Regions from separate parts of the Mus musculus genome. Here region 2 is linked to region 1. The links are chromatin loops, found by intact Hi-C in ENCODE. Cell type or tissue: heart. All regions are shown on one strand.

The links. Peaks named below come from ENCODE experiments on the same cell type or tissue, not always from the same donor. Only the 100,000 strongest peaks of a DNase experiment are listed, where the experiment ranks them.
Region 2: it touches region 1 in a loop (5-fold over the local background); 3 of 42 quality-filtered maps call a loop at or near these places.

Annotation. Positions count from the first base shown.
Region 1 is chr3:138,523,427-138,531,426 of GRCm38, forward strand. It overlaps Eif4e (eukaryotic translation initiation factor 4E), which reads left to right and starts at 2,765. Exons shown (of 8, transcript NM_007917.4): 1 at 2,765-2,868; 2 at 3,842-3,888. The coding sequence starts at 3,871. Mir1956 (microRNA 1956) reads left to right here and starts at 2,995; the gene lies at 2,995-3,059. In heart, a CTCF peak has its summit at 3,753; DNase peaks (open chromatin) are centred at 3,225, 3,805 and 4,535; H3K4me3 peaks cover 3,043 bases; H3K27ac peaks cover 2,276 bases.
Region 2 is chr3:137,861,637-137,869,636 of GRCm38, forward strand. It overlaps H2az1 (H2A.Z variant histone 1), which reads left to right and starts at 2,851. Exons shown (of 5, transcript NM_016750.3): 1 at 2,851-3,060; 2 at 3,497-3,574; 3 at 3,884-3,997; 4 at 4,375-4,504; 5 at 4,750-5,286. The coding sequence starts at 3,058. The coding sequence ends at 4,811. It overlaps Dnajb14 (DnaJ heat shock protein family (Hsp40) member B14), which reads left to right and starts at 6,039. Exons shown (of 8, transcript NM_001033155.1): 1 at 6,039-6,420. The coding sequence starts at 6,288. It overlaps Gm43403 (predicted gene 43403), which reads right to left and starts at 2,690. Exons shown (of 2, transcript NR_169184.1): 1 at 2,329-2,690; 2 at 2,051-2,201. In heart, a CTCF peak has its summit at 4,143; DNase peaks (open chromatin) are centred at 2,745, 3,585, 4,085, 6,155 and 1 weaker place; H3K4me3 peaks cover 4,989 bases; H3K27ac peaks cover 4,294 bases.

The DNA of each region.
Region 1 (8,000 bases):
GCAGAAATATTTTTATATAGACCATAGCAGGTGTGATTAGTTCCAACCATAGTAGAAAAGTCTGGCAAAACAATGACTTCAGTCATCTAAGTCAAGAGACTAAAACTCCAAAGAAAAGTATGACAGAAACAACCCGTGTGTTCTGTCAAATTATTTGAAGTCTTTTTGTTTGTTTGTTTTTTTGTTTTTTCAAGACAGGGTTTCTCTGTATAGCCCTGGCTGTTCTGGAACTCTCTGACTAGGCTGGCCTTGAACTCAGAAATCCGCCTGCCTCTGCCTCCCAAGTGCTAGGGATTAAAGGCGTGAGCCACCACTACCTGGCTCTTATTTGAAGTCTTAACATGAGTTAAAATGGTAACATACCAGACTGAGGAATGTATTATATTGAGAAGCTATCTTCATTATTTACTAAAGCCCAGTAACATTCGATCAGGCCAGGATTATAAGGACTAGTTATATCGACACTACCCTGGGCCAAAGTAGTTGTGTGTGATCTAGACAACTCCATCATACAGGCCAGCATCAGAGCATCTCTCAAACATTTCCCTGATTTTAAATTAAACTTTTCTTTTCCTTTTTCCTTTTTCCTTTGGCTTTCTGAGATCAGGTTTCCCTGTGTAACAGAGCCTTGGTTGTCCTGGACTTGGTTTGTAGATCAGGCTGGCCTCAAACTGCCTGCCTTTGCCTCCTACGTGCTGGGATTAAAGGCGTGCGCCACCACATGCACAAGCATGGGTGTGGTAGTAAGGTGATGGCTGGGCACAGCTGCCTGTGGCTTCAGTTGCAGCCTCTTTGGAAGACTAGATGGGAGGATCCTATGAGTCTATGAGTTCAAGACCACCTTGGACAACATAGCAAGACTCTGGGTCCACAAATAAATGAATAAATAAGCAAAATGAAAGTGATTGTATACAGACCGACATAACACATAAAAATCTAGCCCCCATATATTTGACAAGATGAAATCGTAAGTGTTGACACTAGGCAAACACATCTGAAATGTTTAAAAATAGTCAATAAATCATATACAGATATAGAGATGACTTAAACTATAAAGAATGGGGCGAGCCAGGCAGTGGTGGCACACGCCTTTAATCCCAGCACTTGGGAGGCAGATGAATTTCTGAGTTCGAGGCCGGCGTGGTCTACAGAGTGAGTTCCAGGACAGCCAGGGCTACAGAGAGAAACCCTGTCTCGAAAAACCAAAAAAACCAAAAAACAAAAAAAACAAAAAAAAAAAACAAAAAAAAAACTGTAAAAGCGCAAGTCTTTGTGGGAACACAGGGGTACTAGGAAGTAGATCCTGAGTCTTTTTTTGTTCTGTTTGTTTTTTTTCTGAGACAGGGTTTCTCTGTGTAGCCCTGGCTGTCCTGGAACTCACTCTGTAGACCAGGCTGGCCTCAAACTCAGAAATCCACCTGCCTCTGCCTCCTGAGTGCTGGGATTAAAGGTGTGTGCCACCACGCCCGGCTGGATCCTGAATCTTAAGCAAGCTAGGCAAACATTCTACCCCTGAGTTATACCTGTAGCCCAAAATATGAGTCTTCACTGACAACAGAGGAAGAAGGTTAAAAAAAAAAAAACAATCAAATGTCATTTTAAACAAAAACTTTATATTGGTGGTTTTCAGGCTTGTCAGGATACTTTCTTGCCAATGGATTGGTTTGTGCTGTAACCAACCCTGAAGCTCAAAACAGGATATTTAGGTTGTCTTTTTCCTTTCTTTGGATAGAGATTCTCCTGTTTCTTTGGGTGGCCTAGAACTTGCCATGTCACTGAATTTAAAGTCCTGATCCTCCAGCATGCTGGGTTTATGTGGTGTTGGGGGGAATCTAGGCTGGATGAACACTCTATCAACTGAGCTACAACTCAGCACCCTAATGCTGTCTTCTCATAGAAATTAACCAGACATCACTTTACAGACAACAGAAAATAAGGGGTCAATTATAATTACTTTGGTTAGTGTTAACAGATTTGTACATAGAAATTCACCTATGTGTTTAGTTCATAGAGCTATGTCTACTTGAGAATCTACTCACGCCAACTTAAACAGAAGCTTTCGTTTAAAATCACTTCTGCCATCCTGGTAAACAAAAACACGAGCAGGCACTGGCTTTGAGTTCTTACACAGCCTCAATTATGTGTTAGTCAACCCAAGCATCCATTATGTACTCAATAATAGCTATGACACAGCTCTGGACAACAGCAATGCCATGGAGAGGCAGACACGAGATAGCCTGCTTACACTGCTTTTCCTGGCGGTAACATTTTTAAGCTGCGTGGAAGCCATGAGATCCTGGCTCCCTCATTAGGAACTTTACCCAACAGTGCTTTGACGGCCTGGTAACTTAGAAGAAAATGTAGCATGCCAGTTCTGTTTGTTAGTTGTTATGAACATAAGTTCATGAACACGAAGTTTCTGTTGAGAGCAGCTACATTCCCTTTAAAACTGCATCGGTGTACGCAACAAAGTAAAGAAAAGAAAATTTTAAGACACTGTTAAGGCTTGGGGATATAGCTCAGTTGGTAGAGTGCTTGCCTAGCGCTCAGGAAGCCCTGAGTTCCATCCCTATCTCAGCAAAAAAGTGCTCTCCCAACCCACCCCCACGCCCAGCACGCGCCAGTAATCCCGATACTTTGTGGGGGGGAGGTGGAAGCAGGAGGATCGACAGTTCAAGGCCATCCTCCCCTATACCTCAAGTTCAAGGCCATCCTGCGCTTCAAAAGACCCAGGGTCAAGAAGCAAGATTGCTAAAACAGCAGCGGAGGCGGAGGGAGCTGGTCCTTAAGGAAGGCACGCGCTTGCTTCTAGATTCCGAAGCGTTTTCAAAGCTGGTTACAGTCCTTACCACAGCACACCCTTGTGAGGTAAGTGTATTATCATCTTTGGTTCATAAATGAAAAAGTTGAGGCACTGAGCGTATTAAGTCACTCGCCTAAGGAGTATGAGTCAACGTCAAGAGTCATAGTTGACCCGGTTTAACGACTCCTGACCTTCAGTCCAGGGCTGAGTCAGCGGAGCCCCGAGTGGCTTCCCTGGCTGGCACCTGGACGTAGGCTATTTCCGTCCACGTCCAAGCAGAATACTGGAACCGATTGGACAGAACTTCCAAACTTTCACGTCCAGCAAGATTCACCCCTGACGCCTTCATCTCAGGACTGGGAACAGGAAAAGCCGACGCGTGCACTCCCCTTCCCCAAACGAGTGAGAGGGTACCGTGGGGCAAGCCCGCCCACCCGCTTGGGCAGCGATGGTAGCAAGGGACCACCCGCGTTAGTGGACCGGGGACTGGGGAGACGCAGACCACATCAACGACTCTCCATCGCCGCCTCTTTCAGAAACCAAGAGAAAATGGTGGGAGGCGAAAAGAAAAACTAAATAAAAAGCAACTTGTCTTAGGACCTCAGCTAAGCAAATGAAGCCTTCTTGCGTGTGCTGAGCCTGCAGTTCTCAACCTTCTAGGAAAGATGGGAGGACTGGGCGACAGAAGGCACAGCAGGAATGCCCCGCAGTGAGTGCAACCGGAGCTCTGCCCGCTGCCCAGCAGAGGCCTAAATCCAACTCGGCAGGAAGCGCCCGCGGCGCCGGGAGCCACGCACCCTCGCCAGCGACCACGTGATCACTTTTTTTTTTTTTGGAAGAAAAAAAAAAACTTCTTGCCTTAAGAAAAAAAAAAAAAAAAAAAAAAAAAAAGACTCCACTTCCCAGAAGCCTCTCCTTCCCCAAGCAGCTGCAGTCTTGCGCAGGCGCCGCTAGGGCCAAACGGACACGTCCGTCACGTGGGCAGGAGCCGGCCAATCCGGTTTGAATCTCATTTTTTTCCTCTCGCCCCCCCTTCAGGAGCGGTTGTGCGATCAGATCGATCTAAGATGGCGACTGTGGAACCGGTGAGTATTGCCTTCGGCCCCCACCCCCGAGCTCCCCGCGCTCCGGCTTCCTCCGCTCAGGGACTCCCGCAGGACGGCGTTACCGGCGCGCACGGCGCCTCCCGCCGCGTCCGGTCCCTGCCCGCCCCCGGCCTGACCTTCGGCGGGCAGCCTCGGCGCCGGGAGGCTGGCGGCGGCAGCGTGGAGCGCACACGCCGTGTGGGGGCCCGGGCACCGGGGCGGTGGGGGGAGGGGCGCCGCGCGGGGCCGCGATGCGGCGGGCGGAGGGCGGCTCGGGACACGGGCGCGGGGATCGGCGTGGGGTCCCGGGGTCTCGGGGGGGCGTGGGGCGGGCGGCTCCTAGCGGGCACCGTGGCTGGTGGGCGGCGAGCCGGCCCGAGAGAGCCGGAGAGGGAGCCCGAGGCAGCGGCGCCTCGCCGTCGCCGGCGACCCGCCGCCGGGGGTCCTCGTGCGGGCCGCGCTCTGGAGCTGCGGAGGAGGGTGGGCTGGCGGAGCCCACCGGTGGGCGCGCGGGAGCTGGGCGGGCGCGTCCCGCGGGGAGCCGGGGGCCGTGGCGTTGAGTAGGGGAGCATGCTCAGGGGTCGTGTCGCGCACCTCCCGGCGCCGGGGACAGGGGCCGGCTGAGGTGGGGATCACATTGTCCTGGCCCCTCCACGCCGGGACGGGGCTGTCATGGAGGAGGGAAGGGGGAGGAGCGAGGCCTACAGATCGCCGCCGCGGGTCGGCTGGCCGGAGACCTGCATTTCACACGCGCCGGGCTTTCCATTCATTCATCCTCGGGGCGCAGCGCGCACGCCTCCGAGGACCGGGTAGATTCTTCCGCTCTTAAGCCACCACCAGATCGTCTGGGAGATAGCCAACGAACACTTAATTTTAGAAATAGGAACTTTCAAGATTACCTTTTCTTAAATTAAAAGAAAAAACATTTTTTTTTAAAGCATGGTGGGGGCAGTGGCGCGAGCCGCGACTTGCGAGTGGAGGTCAGAGGACAGCTTTTAGAGTCCCGAGGATCGAGATTCAGGCGCTTTTCTCGAACCATCACTTAAGCTCATCAGCATTTGCTTTTCCATTTGATGTTTCCTTCTTAACTTTATACTGCTTCCCTCTTAATGAAAGCGCTATTTTGAAATTAATTGAAGCAAGATGCACATAGAGCATCACGGCGTAACTCCGGTAGCCCGAAGGTGGTGATTTTTTTTTTTTTTTTTTCTTCTGTCATGGTTTGGGTTTGCCAGCAGCTGGCTCACTGGCCATCCATCGCAGGTTTTTTTTTTTTTTTTTAAGGAATGTCACACATGTGTGAAAGTCTCAGGCGCATAAAGGCATAGACTAGCAACCAGAAACCTCTGTAGAACACCTTTGCCAGATGTTTTAAAACTCACCGATAGACTGAATATGAATAATTTGATATGTTTGCAAAATGGCCTTATCTTGGCAAAATTCAAGACAACTTTTTGGGAGTGGAGACATGATTTACTTGTTCTTTATTGACATCAGTTTTCCTGGCATTTTGCAAAACTGCATCATAAGTTGTTGGTGAAATTAACTTTAGAATATCAATGTAAGAGCAAGAGGGGAAGCATTTAAATGTAACCTAGACTCTTGACAAGTTCTCCTGTCTCCTGATTGAATCTTCTACTTTTCTCTACCAGTGTTAGAGGAAAATATTACAGATAATAATAGAGGCAAAGCTAAGCAATAAACAGCAATGTGTTCTATGACATCTCAGTTCCACTTAAGTCTTGGATTGTGCTAAAGCCACAATGTAGTCATTGGATTTTGTTCTGAGTCAGTACTTAGGAGTTGCTGATAGTTTTGGGTGGGTACAGAGTGATATCTAGGATACAAAGTTATATTAAATGTGGTCTGTGCTTTGTTCCTCGTCAGTGTCTGGGTCAGAGGTGAAATACTCTTCCTAGTGATGGCAGGGTTGATGTGGATAGTGTGTAAATTTAAGGACAAGAGAAACCTAGAAACCTAACAAGTGTGAAGGATGAAACTTGGATGGAAACTAGTTGGAGACAGTATGCGAAATGACATTGCGGAGCTCATTTTCTTCTGTCGGTACCCCCTGGCTTGTAGGATAGTCATGCAGTGCTCTTGGTAACATTTGTAAGATTTCCTTTTGGAGTTGAGTGGTTGCTCTGGCCTTCTTTAATCCCAGCACTCAGGAGGCAGAAACAGTCTGTTCTACAGACCTAGCTCTAGGACTTCCTCCAAACTAAACGGTTTGGGTGCTTGATTTTAGCTTGAGTTTTAGGGCCTGGTACGTTTACTAATTTCATTCTACCACTAAACTACACTAGTACTTTTTCAGTTTTAAGTAATAAAAAAAAAAGATTACTTATTCTACTATTGGATTACAGATGAAGCTTGTAAAAATTAAAAATCTTATTTGGTCATTGCTATTTTCATTTAGCTTGTGAGGTTTTTTTTTTGTTTGTTTGTTTTTTTTGTTTTTTTTTTGTTTTGTTTTTTTTGGTAGTGTGCTTAATTGTAAACACTTATCAACCTGTAGGGTGTGACCCTTTTGGAGTCTAAAGACCCTTTAACAAGAGCTGCCTAAGACCATCAGAAAACACAGATGTTTATATTGTGATTTATAACTAGCAAAATTAGGAAGTAGCAATGAAAATGCTTCTATAGTATGGGGTGACTACAACCTGAGGAACTGCATTAAAGGGTCACAGCATTAGGAAGGTTGAGCACACTGACATAGTCGTGAACTGTTGGTTTTTCTCCCCCCTACATACCCAACCTTTTATAAGCATTGGCCAAATTTTTAGTCTATGGAATTTTCATAGTCATTTTCAATTTGATACTACATGGTTTTAATTATTTGAGCTTAGTAATGGCTTACAAGTATAAATTGAGAAGTTCAAAGGGGAACATTATATTGTATTGCTTCACAGAACTTGTGGACAAAGGCTGCTCTCCTGGAATTGTGGCAATGTCAAAATTAGATTGAGTAAGGATGGCAGGACAGTGTCCCCCACTGTTCCTAGTGGCTTGTGTTTCCTTTTAGATAGCTTGTTCTTCTGCTGCTCTACTTTTTTTCTTGTTATTTATTAGAGAATACTTTCATTAGAGAATAATTTCTTGTAGTTTTCATTTTTTGGTTTTTGTGTAGCCATTGTTGGCTTGGAGCTTACTATTTAGGCCAGACTGGTTAACCAAAAACTTGAGGTGGGGGTGGGAGTTGTTCCTGTCTTCCCAGTGTTGGGATTTACAGGGGTAACCATCACACCTAGTCCAGTTCCTTTATGCTTAGAAACGTGCTTTTAAAGTAAGACTTAAACACAGAAGCCTGCTGTGGTGCTGTGCAACTGTAATCCCAGCACTCAGAAGTGCAGGCAACAGAATTGTGAATTTAGCTTGGCCTACATATCAAGGTCTTATCTCAGAGCAAAATAAGATCCAAGAAAAAAAGGTCCAGTGAGATAGATGGTTTTAGGGGTAAAAGTGCCAAGCCTGAGGACCTGAGTCAGAGCTAGAACCCTCAAGTGCAAACAGAGGACCTCATGCAAAGTCGCTCTCTGACCTCCAGGTCCACACCAAAGCAAGCGCACGCATAGAAAAATGAGTAAGTAAATATATACTTAAAACTCTTTAAAAAGGGCTAGAGAGGTGGCTCATCAGTTAAAAGCAACTCTAGAGGACCCAGGTTCAATTCCCAGCACGCACATGGTGGCTCACAGCTGTCTGACATGCATTCCAGCTCCGAGTTTCAGGAGAGCCTCGCACACCAGGCATGCATGTGTTGCACATATCTGTGCATGCAGACACACTGTGCCCATACACATGGGGGAAAAGCTTTGAAAGAAAACAGGAAAAGAATAAAATGTAATGTGCTTATCAACAAAAAGCAGATGGCTTGGTAAGCCAACTTTGACAATTTCTTTTTCTTTAGTGAGAAACCCATTTTCTTAGTTTAGTAATAAACCAAACTTTGGGTGTTTATTCCAAATTTCACTTAAGTTTATACTCTGAATCTGTATGCTTGACTTAGAGAAATTAAATCTGAATGTACAGTTTACACAGTTATCTAGAATCATGTAAAATGAGTCAGGTTGGCTTAATTCAGATTGAACATAGAAAGTCCCGAGCAAATT
Region 2 (8,000 bases), 660 kb before region 1:
GTAACAGTCAAGAAAAACCAATTAGGAATATGTTATTTTCTCTTCCCTTCTGTTTTAGATTGTTCTATTGCTGTGAAGAGAGATCAAGACCAAAGCAGCTCTTATAAAGGAAAGCATTTAATTGGGGGCTGGCTTACAGTTCCAGATGCTTAGTTCCTGATCGTTATGGCAGCAGGCATGGCAGCAGGCAGGAAGGTGTAAGGCTAAGAGCTTATATCCTAAGCCTTTAATCCCAGCACTTGGGAGGCAGAGGCAGGTGGATTTCCAAGTTCGAGGACAGCCTGGTCTACAGAGTGAGCTCCAGGACAGCCAGGGCTATACAGAGAAACCCTGTCTCAAAAAAAAAAAAAAAAAAAAAAAAAAAAAAAAAAAAGCTTATATCCTGATCTACAGTCTACAGGCACACACAGGCGAGATTGAGCCTGGCTTAACAGTTTTAAACCTTAAAGTGATCTCCTGTTGCATGCTTCCTCCAACAAGGCCACACCTACCAGTCCTTCCCAATCAGTTCTACTAAGGCCCAAACATTCAAATATTATGAGCCTATAGGGCTATTTTCTCTCAAATCACCACACTTTCCTTATTCTCCTTATAGGATAGTTGTTTGTTGAGTATATGCTGATTGTCAAGCACATGTTACCATGTAATCTGCATAAGGTTTTCCTAAATCCTTTAAGGGCTATGTGAAAAAGGTGGGGTGGGGCTTGAGCTTTCAAAGGTTACTAACCTTTCTGAAAAGCATGGTAGTGTGCACCTATAAGCTCAGCATATACAATGCAGAGGCAGGAGAATCACAAGTTTGAGCTCAACGTTATCTATATAGAAAATCCCAGGCTAGCCTGGGCTACAGAATTAAGATCATGTTTCAAAAATAAGAATAAAAAACATTTTAAAAGGCACAAGCAGAAAGGGTTGAGAACTAAGATTACAGTGAGGAGGCGCCACAGAACTCACATGTACTTGCTAGTTTATTCTTGCTACCACTCTTCAGTGAAGAAAAGTCAACCTTTTAGTTGGATTCCATGGGAAAAAGCTCACACAGAATTCTCTAGAGAATGGACGTATGTTATGAGGTAAATATCAAGAAATCCCATCAGAAGCCAGGGATAGCCTACTGGGCTTGGCTTTATACTTGGTTTTTTTTTTTGAAGACAGGGCCTCAGTCTGTAGCTGTAGATGGCTTGGAACTCACTGTGTAGACCGTGTGGGCCTTGAAGTCACAAAGATCTGCCTGCCTCTGCCTCTCAAGGGCTGGTATTAAGGATGTAGGTTGCCACCATCACAGCAGGCCAGTCCTTAGGTGTCTGAAATGCCATCGTTGTAGAGTTGACTAGCATTCTGCTTATGACTCTTCTGATGCAGCCTTCTAGGTGCTGGGATGTCAGGAGCCTCAGTTGTTTTCGGCATGTGATGACATCATTACAATTCCTTAGTTCCAATAAGCCTCGGAATCAATATTGTTTGGAGTCTCTCCTCTAGCATTAATGTCCTGGTATCAGAGAGTTCCTCTAATTTCATAAAATCTCCCAAACTTAAGTACTAATAATGTGGAGTTTACGCTTCAATATTCTCTTCATATTACTATTCAATTATGTAAAAAGTATAAACCGGTGATATAACTCGACGGGTGCTAGCTGTGTGAGAGTTGACTACCTGATACCTGAGTTTATCTCTGGAACCCTGGAAAGAGAGCACTCACTCAAGTTGTCATCCGATTTCCACAACTATAGTAATGAGGTGAGCACCCGCGCCCACCCACATGGCCACACAATCATGTTTAATTGAAAAGTGCTACGTATTAATATAAATGCGAAATTCGCAAGACTCAGATAATTATGGTCTCCAAGCAGCGAGTGATAAATGCAGGTGCTGTAGATCTACTAACTGCACGTCTAAGTGGCTGGCATCAGGACAGTACCGTGTGTACAAGTCTATTTTTTTTTTTAAGCCCAGCATTTGTAACTGATTACATGAACCATCTGTAACTGCTTGTGAATCATGTTACAGTTACCCCACTGACATTTACCAACATTTGTCATGTGGCAAAATGTTTTAGTGTAGGAAAGCTGACACATAATAGCTTTAATGTTTCAACAAATCAACTTTAGACACTAGGCTATAGGTGCATCCCATTGATGCGAAGTCTTCGCAAAAATATGGCCGGTGACTTCATTATAAAAAACCGCTTCATCCCAAGCTTCCTGTGTGTAGACAAAATTACTTGTTATCCCCACGGTAACTTGGCTCCACTGTTGTTATGAGACAGGATGAGGGGGGTGAGGGGTAACAAGAGGTGAGGACAGAAGTGGAGGAAGATGAAAAAACTACCGGGGGTGGGGTAGGTGACACTTTTATCAGGGAAGTGGTTCACCAAGTAGAGGCCGAGCTGAGCTCTTCTTGCCGGACGCCTTCGAGCCACCTGTCAGAAGGCAGGACTCTGAAGGAAACCGAGATCTGCGGACACGAAAGGCCAGGCCAGAGGGCAACCGAGAGGCGCCGGTTGTCAGCGAGGGGGCCAGGCTAGACCGGGAGGGAAGCTCACGTGGTCTCCGGAGCACCGCGGGGGAGTGGAGGGGGGGAGGCTGCAGCGGGGAGGACGCCAGCGCGCGCTCCTCCCCAGCCTTCCAGCTCCTCCCTCCAGGCACGTGACACCACCGTCCACTCGCTCGGTGGCGCAGCGCTCTGTTGCTGCCCTCCCGCCGCGGCGCCCCTTCTTCTCCCGGTCCTCGTCCCGCCGCATCTCCTCCCCCCCTAACTCATCCCCCACGCGCCAATCATCGCTCGAGCTCCCGAGCGCCCGCCCCGCCACTCCGCTGTGCGTTCTCCCATTGGCTGGAGCCTCAAGGACGCGTCCCGAGGGCGGGAGGCAACCATTGGTGGGCCGAACCGGCCGAGTTCCCGGATGAGGGAACATTCTGCAGTATAAAGGGCGCGAGGAAGGCGGGAGACGGCGCAGTTTGAATCGCGGTCCGACGGAGGAGTGGGCGCTGGGATCTCGCTGAGCGTCCGCCTGGCCTCGTCTCTTCCTCGCTCGTCGGAGCTTCAGCACGGTCCGAGATGGTAACGTGAAGAGTGACGGCGGGCGGCCGCGGGCTGCAGGCTCCGAGCGGGCGGGGCCGCCGTCCCCGGGGCTGGGAGAGGCGGCGGCGGCGGCGAGTGGGAGCGTGCGGGGACGGGGTCGGGACGAGCGGAGGGGAGGTGTTTTCGGAGCCCCGGAGCTCCAGGCGGGAGGCGACGGTTGGGGGGGCGCGCACGGCGCGGCTGGGAGCCGGCGCGGGGGCGCGCAGCCGCGGCGGGCTCGCGGCAGGGGTCGGCGGGGGAGAAGGGCGGGCGGGGGGCGAGCGGCGGCCCGGGGTCCCCGGCGGGGCGGGCGGCGGGCGGCCGAGCGCGCGCTCGCTCGCCTCCAGGACGCGCTGTGGTGGGGGAGGGGCGCGCCGCCTTGGTAATTCTATCTTCTCCGTCCCTCCCGGGCTCGCGGGCGTCGGCGGCGCCGCAGGCTGGCGGTAAGGCTGGAAAGGACTCCGGAAAGGCCAAGACAAAGGCGGTTTCCCGCTCGCAGCGAGCCGGCTTGCAGGTGGGTAGCAACTGCCGCAGTCGGGTGACCGGGCCTTTATGTTTGCACCCCCCTTGCTTGTTTGTCTGCACCCTCCATGGGTGTTCCATCTTAGCATGAGTGATGTGTCGCGACTTGGCCCTGCGGAGACAGTGAATACTGGGGTTTGGGGAGGGGGGGCGTCGGATCACATGTGTGTTAACTGGCGGGGCGCGTTGGTGCACCACCACCGTCCTTGGCTTTGGCGCGCACATCTTATCTTAACGAATTTCCTATCTTTGTGCATTTTTTTTCTTGTTTGTTCGTTTGTTTGTGTGCATAAAAATCAAGTTCCCTGTGGGCCGTATTCATCGACACCTGAAATCTAGGACAACCAGCCACGGACGTGTGGGCGCGACCGCCGCTGTGTACAGCGCAGCCATCCTGGAGTACCTCACCGCAGAGGTAAGCGGGAGTACGCCTGTGATCTGGAAAAGCTCTGGGGGGGCGGGGGAAAGTGGCGAGAGAGGAGGAAAGTGATGCAAGAAAACTCGCAGGCCCTAAGAGCGGCGCGCAGACCGAGGGAGCGCTAGAGGGAGCTCGCGTTCAGCCGAGGAGGCTGCTGGGCCAGAGTGTGCTGCTCCTGCAAATGCAATTGCGTGCCCCTTCGGGGTTTTTTGGGTGGTTTTTTTTTTTTTTTTGCATAATTCTGCATAATTTTATCATTCAGGTAGTAGGGAATGACAACAGTTGGTAAATAACACCATTGAGGTTCAAAGATCTTGATTGAAAGTAAGTTGGAATATTGATCATCAGATTTTTATTTATTTTTTGCCTTTTAGGTACTTGAGTTGGCAGGAAATGCGTCAAAAGACTTAAAGGTAAAGCGTATCACCCCTCGTCACTTGCAGCTTGCTATACGTGGAGATGAAGAATTGGATTCTCTGATCAAAGCTACCATTGCTGGTGGTGGTATGTCATCCCTAAACTCCTAACATTCTATTTAAGAAGAAAATTCCTACACTCCCATTGTTTCTAGAAGAGATTTCAGTACAGGGTGCTTTCATGGGGTTTGGCTTTCCACTTAGTTTTTGCTAAGATCATTGTTCATCCCTCAAGTTTTCACTTTGTATATGAATTTTACCTGCTTTGAGTTCATGTATTGTTTTTTTAAATGTTTATCCAGAAGGTAGACTTAATCTGTGTCCCTCTCCTAGGTGTCATCCCACACATCCACAAATCGCTGATCGGGAAGAAAGGACAACAGAAGACTGTTTAAGGATGCCTGGATTCCTTATTATCTCAGGACTCTAAATATTCCTAACAGCTGTCCAGTGTTGGTGATTCCAGTGGACTGTATCTCTGTGAAAAACACAATTTTGCCTTTTTGTAATTCTATTTGAGCAAGTTGGAGGCTTAATTAGCCTTCCAACCAACCAAATTTCTGCATTCGAGTCTTAACCATATTTAAGTGTTACTGTGGCTTCAAAGAAGCTATTGATTCTGAAGTAGTGGGTTTTGATTGAGTTGACTGTTTTTAAAAAACTGTTTGGATTTTAATTGTGATGCAGAAGTTATAGTAACAAGCATTTGGTTTTGTACAGACATTGTTTCCACTCTGGTGGATAAGCTCAATAAAGGTCATATCCCAAACTAGCTTTAAACTTGCTTAATAATCGGGACTTACCTTAGATCTCACTCAGCAACAAGTACATTCTCTGCTTACTAATTAAACAGTGCATCTGTAGTCATAACCCCGTGGTACTTTTGTTGTTTCTTTGTATCATATGACCTCTTAGGGTCTTAAAACTTGGGAAGAAGCTGGAGGTAACTGCTTTTGGCGTCCCCCCCCCCCCCAATTGACAGTTAACTAATGTGAAAGGGCCTGTATCCTAAGGTGGGACACAAGTACAGAGACCCTCAGGGTACAACGAAAGTACCTCCACCGAATGAACTTCGGATATAATTTGCTTTTAGTGACCAGACACAGGTGTGAAATGCTAGTCACATCTTGATTCATGCCAAGCATGTTCCATTATTATACATTGACCCCTTTCCCCTCCCTGAGCCTTAAGACATGTATCCTAATTCCTGGAGCAAATCAAACAGAATAGGAGGTGCTTAAGCAGCCTATGTGGATGAAAGAACTTCCTGCCTTACAGCTGCTTTAACCCAAAGAGCTGCATTGTACCTGCCAGGTGGCAGGTGGGTCAGATGTGCCGCTGAGAAGGGCTGGGGAACTGCGGGGGTTGGGGGTTCCAGGGCTTCCGATCCAAAGCAGGAAGCGCCTGTAGGACGAATCCATGCGGCAATCACTCCCTAACGGAGGCCCAGGGCTTCCCAAGACCTAAGGGCCAGGAGGCCTGGCCTCTGATCCTTGTGGATCTGGTCGTGAGGGTCCCTGTCCCCACCCCGGTGGCGCGGAAGGCGGGCTCCGGGCCACACCGGAGCCTAGGGGCCGGGGCGTCCGCGCTCCGCCAACCCACGGCCTCCCCGCCCTCCTCCCGGGTTACCGCGTCGGCTTTACGGTCCGCCAGGCCCGGGAGGGACGCGGCTGGCGCCGCTGCGGCCGCGGGGGGCGGGGAGGCGGCCGTGAGGAGGCGGAGCTGCGAGGCCGCCCGTCGCCGGGCCGCCGCCGCGGTGCCCGCTCCTCCCCGCGCCGTGCCGCGCCGTGCCCCGCCCGGCCGCCTCGCCTCCTCCGCGGCGGGCCCCCCTCGCAGCTGCGCGGCCGCGGACACCGAGGCAGGCGCGAGCCATGGAGGGCAACCGCGACGAGGCGGAGAAATGCGTGCAGATCGCTCGCGAGGCCCTGAGCGCCGGCAACCGCGACAAGGCCCAGCGCTTCCTCCAGAAGGCCGAGAAGCTGTACCCGCTGCCGGCCGCGCGCGGTGAGCCCCGGCCCCCGCCGTGACCCCGGCCCCCGCGCCCTGCGCCCCGCCGGCCGCGGCCGCTCCAGCACTCAGGGACACAGGCGGGGCGCTGTGGGGTGCTGGGTGACGGGTCCCCTCCCCAGATCAGCCTAGGCCCCTGTGAAGTGACAGGAGCGGGGACTCCAGCGGCTTCTCGGGCTTCACCATCCCCGGGTTCTGTAATTTGTCCGTTCCTTAAGCAAGTATCTTCGAATACCTTAGATGACACTGCTTTTCCCAGGGAGGAGAGAGCCCTTACAAGACAGCTCCACTTTCGAAAGGGATGGTGAAGTTATTGATGATTCCTAAATAGTGTCTGGTTTGATATGGCACCGTAAGTACCCGCAAGTTCGGTACATCGCTAAAGAGTAGGCTATGGACTTACCCTACTTTAATTCACCTTATTCATTGTCTAACTCTACAGTCAACACAACACTCACAAAGCGCCACGAGTTGTGCCTAGTATTTTATATGCCCCTCTTATTCCTCAGAAAAGTACCGTGTTATTTGACCATGTGCAGAAACTTTTGCCAAATGAATGAATGAATGAATGAAATGAATGAAAATACCTTGCCCAAGGTCGTATAGGAATGGGCAAAGTCATAATAGGCACTGAGTTTTAATCTCTACAAGGCCTTTACTACCGTTTTTTGGTTTTGTCTTTTTTTTTTTTTCCCATGCCCATAGGATGACATTTAACTGTTGTTGAAAGAATTTCCAGGTTAAGAGGATTAAGAGGAAACTTGATAAGCAGCCCCCTGTTTTAATTTATTGTTTTCTTAATTCTTTTTACATCGTTGAAGCCTTTTATCTCTGCTGATTTTCACTTTACCTTTTTGTTAGCATTGGGACAGGGCAGGAAAAGATAGTGAAAGAAAAGTTAATTGTAAAAAGTGTGAAATAAAAATTATCATTTTTAGGTGTACAGTTTAGTAGTGTTAAGTATTTTCATGCGTACCACAGGATCGGTATTTTTTTGTTTTTTATCTTACACCAGTTAAGTAACCCCCTGTACTCTCCTGTTTCCTGGTAGCTCCCTTGCTACTGTCCATTCTCATAGACTAGTCTAATTTGGTACCTGATCTATGTGAAATCGTACAGAATTTGACTTTGCATGTCTGCATTATCTATTTACTTACTAACTTCAGATTTCATCCATATTGCAACCCGCGACAGATTTCCTTTTTTAAAATTGCTGAACAGTATTCTATTATTTATATACCCATGTGCCTAGGTGTGGCTGTGCACATACACATTTAACATCACCTTTTCTTTTTGGAGGGTATTTATTTAGCGCGTTGCGTGCATGCGTGCGTGCAGAGGAATAGGTCTCTCCCCACATAGTGTAGAGATTGAGCACAGGTCTAAGCTTTGACACTAGCTGTCACAAATTCTTACTTAGTCCCTGTCAATGATGTTTGGGTTGCTTCCACCTCTTTTGTGTTGAGTAATGTGCCTATGAGCATGAGTGTCTACAAGCCTGATTTCAGTTCTGCATATATACCCAGAAGTGGGATTCTTGGGTCATATGGTAATTCTAATTTTGATTTTTGAGGAAC